Linked DNA regions of Homo sapiens: region 2 is linked to region 1. Evidence: read pairs that join two places in POLR2A ChIA-PET (ENCODE). Cell type or tissue: Panc1. All regions are shown on one strand. Each heading gives the region's core, and the rest is flanking DNA. Links, peaks and the distances in the headings are about the cores only. Region 1 has its middle 57 kb from the start of MYO10. Region 2 overlaps MYO10 (myosin X).

Evidence for each region. Peaks named below come from ENCODE experiments on the same cell type or tissue, not always from the same donor. Only the 100,000 strongest peaks of a DNase experiment are listed, where the experiment ranks them.
Region 2: POLR2A ChIA-PET joins it to region 1 with 10 read pairs; 3 of 35 experiments call an interaction of 5 or more read pairs at or near these places.

Annotation. Positions count from the first base shown.
Region 1 is chr5:16,991,630-16,994,541 of GRCh38, forward strand. No RefSeq gene overlaps it. Among named protein-coding and RNA genes, the nearest start is that of MYO10, 57 kb to the left of the region's middle. RefSeq lists an enhancer at 2,781-2,912. In Panc1, for the core only: no CTCF peak of the experiment used is centred there; no DNase peak of the experiment used is centred there.
Region 2 is chr5:16,867,069-16,869,980 of GRCh38, forward strand. All of the region lies in intron 2 of MYO10 (myosin X), which reads right to left. Among named protein-coding and RNA genes, the nearest start is that of MYO10, 68 kb to the right of the region's middle. In Panc1, for the core only: no CTCF peak of the experiment used is centred there; no DNase peak of the experiment used is centred there; H3K27ac peaks cover 1,666 bases.

The sequences.
Region 1 (2,912 bases), core at 216-2,715:
TAATGAATTTCAAAAAGCGACCTTATGTTCTTTATTCGCTTTTTCATTTGTTTCTTCCCTAAAGGAAAAGACACAAAGAGCTGGGCGCAGTGGCTCACGCCTGTAATCCCAGCACTTTGGGTGGCCAAAGCAGGTGGATCACCTGAGGTCAGGAGTTTGAGACCAGCCTTGCCTTCTTAACTAAAAATACAAAAAAATTAGCTGGGCGTGGTGTTGGGTTCCTGTAATCCCAGCTACTCAGGAGGCTGAGGCAGGAGAATTGCTTGAACCCGGGAGGTGGAGGAGGTTGCAGTGAGCCGAGATCACACCATTGCACTCCAGCCTGGGCAAAAGACCGAGACTCTGTCTAAAAAAAAAAAAAAAAAAAGAAAAGAAACACAGAGAAGACACATGATCTTTTCTTTCCATTCACTCTTCCTTTTTCCATCATTCCCCGTAACCTCATTGGTGCTGCATGCTACATGGGACACAGTTTAAATGTGGATGAAAGGAAAGATCTTATGGCTAGATGTAACCACAATGACTCTAACAGTTGGTGGGAGGGAAAATCAAGCTGCCTGGAATGAATTTTGCATGTCAGCTTCTAGAGAGACTGGTGTTTTCATGAGCTTTATGACTAATTTGGGGTGCGGTGATGAAGTACAGGGAGGCCTGGCAGAAACAATGCTTAATACCTTGATGTTGTCCACTGTGGAATTGCCCAGGACATGAAGATGCAATAATGGAATTGGTTGTGTTAAAATGGGATAATGAAAGAAAAGGAAATACATTTTCTTTATTGGACAGGATACAATAGTGTTGCTTTGGTGAAACACACTTCTCATTATAGAATATTATAGTATCTGTTCTGATAGTTGGATATCTACAGGAGGCATCTGTGTGGTGGCAGCCTCTTGGGTGTATGAAGTGACTTTATTCTCAGTTGTGGCATTTCCCAGACGTCTCTTTGTTTGTCTTTTGTCTGACCGCAGTTGCTTGTGGTCTTTGCAGCACAGGTTGCACAAAGAAGGCTCTTTCTATTCCCTTCAGTAGATGAGCACCAATTTCTTCCGATTTATGAATGAGTTTTTCCTGGAGAGCTGGTAACTGTTGTTTGGCATACAACCATTTTTTTGCTGCCGTTTTTATTTTCGGGACTTTTTCATATGTGCTTGCTCATTTCCTCAGCTGGGCATGATTTGTCCTTTTTTTTTTTTTTTTTTTTTTTTTTTTGAGACAGAGTCTTGTTCTGTCGTCCAGGCTGGAGTGCAATGGTGCGATCTTGGCTCACTGCAACCTCTGCCTCCCGGGTTCAAATGATTCTCCTGTCTCAGCCTCCAGAATAGCTGGGATTACAGGCGTCCGCCACCAAGCCCAGCTAATTTTTATATTTTTAGTAGAGATGGGGTTTCACCATGTTGGCCAGGCTGGTCTTGAACTCCTGACCTCAGGTGATCCACCCGCCTTGGCCTCCCAAAGTATTGGGATTACAGGCGTGAGCCACCACGCCTGGCTGATTTGTCCATTATTTCAATAAGCCTGTGCAGAAGAGCAGGAGACGGGAAGTGCCCAGTCTTCTCTCCCAACTGAATTCCATTTCTCTCCCGACAGAATTCCATTTTTTTTCCTCATTCTTCTGTTCTGAGTCTAGAAGAAGACCCAGATTGTCTGAATGGACGACAATTTCATCCACTCATCAGTTCCTTCAATAAGCACCTGCTAGTTTCTGGAAGCTTGAGTTAATTCTAGAAGGCAGACAGCTTTTAAAATAAAAATTGAAGGAAAAGGGGAGAGAAAGGTGGATATGAACAAGGAGGATCAAATGAAGACAGAAAACAGGAAGGCAGAGCTAAGAAATTGTAGGAAGAGGAAATGAAGAAAAATGAGAAAGAAAAGGAAATGGTTTAAATTTTCAAAAATGAACAAAAATAAGATGGATTCAGAATACTCCACGTGCAGCTGTTTCTGCCAGTACCGTAAGGACCACATAGATTAATTAGCTTTGGCCTTTATCTTTGAAGAATTTAGAATTAAGAGTAGAAATCAGATGAAAAATATGAGAAGACATACATGTCTTTGTCTACCCTTGTTTCCTGAGATTTATATGAAGAGAGCTTTTCAAAGTAGTTAATGGCCAGGCACAGTGACACGTCTGTAATCCCAGCACTTTGGGAGGCCGAGAGGGGAGGATCATTTGAGCCCAGGAGTTTCAGACCAGCCTGGCCAATGTGGCGAAACCCTGTCTCTACTAAAAATACAAAAATTAGCTGGGCATGGTGGCGTGTGCCTGTAACCCCAGCTACTCAGGAGGCTGAGACAGGAGAATTGCTTGAACCCAGGAGGCGGAGGTTGCAGTGAGCCAAGATTGCATGACTGTACTCCAGCCTGGGAGACAGAGCGAGACTCCGTCTCAAAAAAAAAAAAAAAGAAAAAGAAAAGAGTAGTTAATGGCCAGGCATAGTGACTCACGCACTTTGGGAGGCTGAGGTGGGAGAATCACTTGATCCTAGGAGTTCAAGACCAGCCTGGGCAACATAGCGAGACTCCGTCTCTACAAAAAATACAAAAAGTTAGCTAGATGTGGTGGCACTTGCCTGTAGTCCCGGCTGCTTGGGAGGCTGAGGTAGGAGGATTGCTTGAGCTCAGAAGTTTGAAGCTGTAGTGAGCCAAGTCACAGGGCTGCACTCCAGCCTGGGGGACAGAGCAGTACTCTGTTAAAAAAAAAAAAAAAAAGTAGTTAACATATTTTACTTCTCTTTGAAAGTGCTTCAAGTAAGTGGGATAACTAAAAAACAGAAAATGTTTAAAATTTATGCTTGTCGCTTATAAATTCCATTTCTGTCTTGCAGTTCAGGCTGGGGGGCTTTGTGGAGATCCCTCTCCTGAGGTGGTGTCCAGGGCTTGGGGGACAATTACTGGGCGTGTCCCCTCCT
Region 2 (2,912 bases), core at 413-2,912, 120 kb before region 1:
TTGGCACAGCAGCTGGCTTTGCGTGAGAAGCCTGGAATGCAGCTTCCCTAGCTGCTGGAACGTGTGGGCCTTCCTGGGCTCTCAGATAAGATTTTTCCCTTGGCTCAGATGTCTAGATCTGCCACTTCCCTTCAGCACTCAGATCGGTCCTCCTCAAGTTGAAGTCACTGGGTTCTAGTTGCCCAATTCTTCCTAATAATTCCTGGGGTCAGCTCCAAAGGACAGACCCGCCAGGCTGTCCCCTACTGACCATTTTCCTGCATTCAACAGGCTTGCGGAAGATTTTTCTGGGAGACAGGAGTGTGTGCAGATGGTGTACTGAACAGGAGGGTGTGAAAAGGTCAAAAGGTCGCCTACATCCACAAGGCATTCAAGGGACATAAAAACGACACCAATAGGGGCAAAGGGAAGGGGAGGGGGGAGCAAAAGAAAACCAGCTGGACAGGGTGGAAAGTGTGTGAAAACAACCAAAAATGCAATGAGAAGTCACTACATTAACTCACCTCTTACCAAGTTTCACAAAATTGGGCCGATGGCATTAACTCCAACAAACCAAAACCAGAGAGTCAAACCAAAAAGTCAGAGACGGCTTTAAGTGGGAGCTGCGATTGCTTTAAGTGGGAGCTGTGATTATAAATAATTAGTGCTGTGTTCCCAGTGTGGCTTGAAGAAGTCTGACTCTCTTAGCAGGTGGGAATGACTTGAAAGTCCCATGCAATCCCATGATCTTTTAGTGGATTAATAAAATGAGAAGAATTTTTTCAACCAAGCTTAGTTATCCTTGTTGCAAATAGAGAGAAGGACATGGAGGAGGTTGTCTACTTGCAGATTTGGATGATTAAATCCTCAACTAGTGAATATTTTGGAAGACCCTATAGAGAGACAATTCAAACAGAATACCAAACGGAATCCCTGCACAGAGTAATCGCCTTGATGAAATGGGCTGCAGTAAACTGAATAACTACCCCTTAAAATACAATTAGATAAACTGATATCACTCTAAACTATTTCAGAGCAATCAAATTAGACTCTTTCCAGAAAAAGATAATAAAATAGTTCTAATCACCAAGGTGAAAAATCTAATTTAAAACTTATTAATCAATTTTACAATGTTCCTAAAGAGTGCTACAGTGACTGCTCGTGCACCTCCTGGATGTTCCAGAAAAGACAAACGTTTAGTGCTGTCTTCCTTCTTACCCTTTTACATGAGTTGATCACCTGCAGAACCATGGTGCTTTTAAAAATCTGCTCTTCAGCTGGGCACGGTGGCTCATGTCTGTAATCCCAGCACTTTGGGAGGCCAAGGCAGGCAGATCACAAGGTCAGGAGATCAAGACCATCCTGGCTAACACGGTGAAACCCCGCCTCTACTAAAAATACATAAAATTAGCCAGGCGTGGTGGCACCTGCCTGTAGTCCCAGCCACTCGGGAGGCTGAGGCAGGAGAATCGCTTGAACCCGGGAGGCGGAGGTTTGCAGCAAGCCAAGATCGCGCCACTGCACTGCAGCCTGGGTGACAGAGCAAGACTCCGTCTCAAAAAAAAAAAAAAATTCTGCTTTTCTGAAACTCTGTCCAAAGCCTGTGGTCCAAGAAGACAACTGATTTCTAACTTGCAGGATATGTGCTGACCCGCCTGTGTGCTGGGGCCTTCAGAGGCCACAGTTACATATTTTTCAATAAAGTGTGAAAGAGTGTCATTTGCTCATTTCTTTTTCCATCTGTAAATACTTCACAGCAAGTATAAGTTACAAGTCAAATGGAATACTTTGGTTCTCTGTATTCCTAGTATCAACCTATAGTAGTTTAAATTTTAGAGTGGAATGAAATTTTAAATTAACATTAGAACGATCTCCTTGGCAAAAACAAACAACAAAAAAACAAAATTCCTTAAAGACTGAATGAAATAAGAAAGCATGGGTTGGGCAGTGGCTCACACCTGTAATCCTACTGCTTTGTTTTTTGTTTTTTGTTTTCAGACAGAGTCTCGCTCTGTCGCCCAGCGTGGAGTGCAGTGGCGCCATTGCGGCTCACTGCAAGCTCCGTCTCCCAGGTTCACGCCATTCTCCTGCCTCAGCCTCCTGAGTAGCTGGGACTACAGGCACCCACCACCACACCCGGCTAATTTTTTTTTTTTTTTTTTTTTGTATTTTTAGTAGAGACAAGGTTTCAGCATGTTAGCCAGGATGGTCTCGATCTCCTGACCTCATGATCCACCCACCTCGGCCTCCCAAAGTGCTGGGATTACAGGCGTGCACCACCGTGCCCAGGCCTATTGCTTTCAAAGACTGAGTCAGGTCACCTGAGGCCAGGAGTTCCAGACCAGCCTGGGTAACACAGTAAGACGCCACCTCCAGAAAAAATTTTTCAGGCATGGTGCACCCCTGTAGTCCTAGCTACTCAGGAGACTGAGACAGAAGGATCACTCAAGCCCAGGAGTTACAATGAGCTACGACTGGACCACTGCACCCCAGCCTAGATGACAGAGCAAGACCCTGTCGCTAAAAACAGAAGGTGGCCGGACGTGGTAGTTCACGCCTGTAATCCCAGCACTTTGGGAAGCCAAGGCAGGTGGATCACCTGAGGTCAGGAGTTCAAGGCCAGCCTAGCCAACATGGCAAAAGCGCATCTCTACTAAAAATACAAAAATTAGCCGGGCGTGCTGACGCATGCCTCTAATCCCAGCTACGTAGGAGGCTGAGGCAGAAGAATCGCTTGAACGCAGGAGACAAAGGTTGCAGTGAGCTGAGATTACACCACTGCACTCCAGCTGGGGCAAAAGAGCAAGACTCCATTTCAAAAAACTATAATAATAATAATAACTTAATAAAAACAGAAGGAGAAAGGAAGGGAAGGGGAAGGGGGAGGGGGAGGGGGAGGGGAAAAAAGAAAAGGAAAGGAAGCAGGCAGGTGT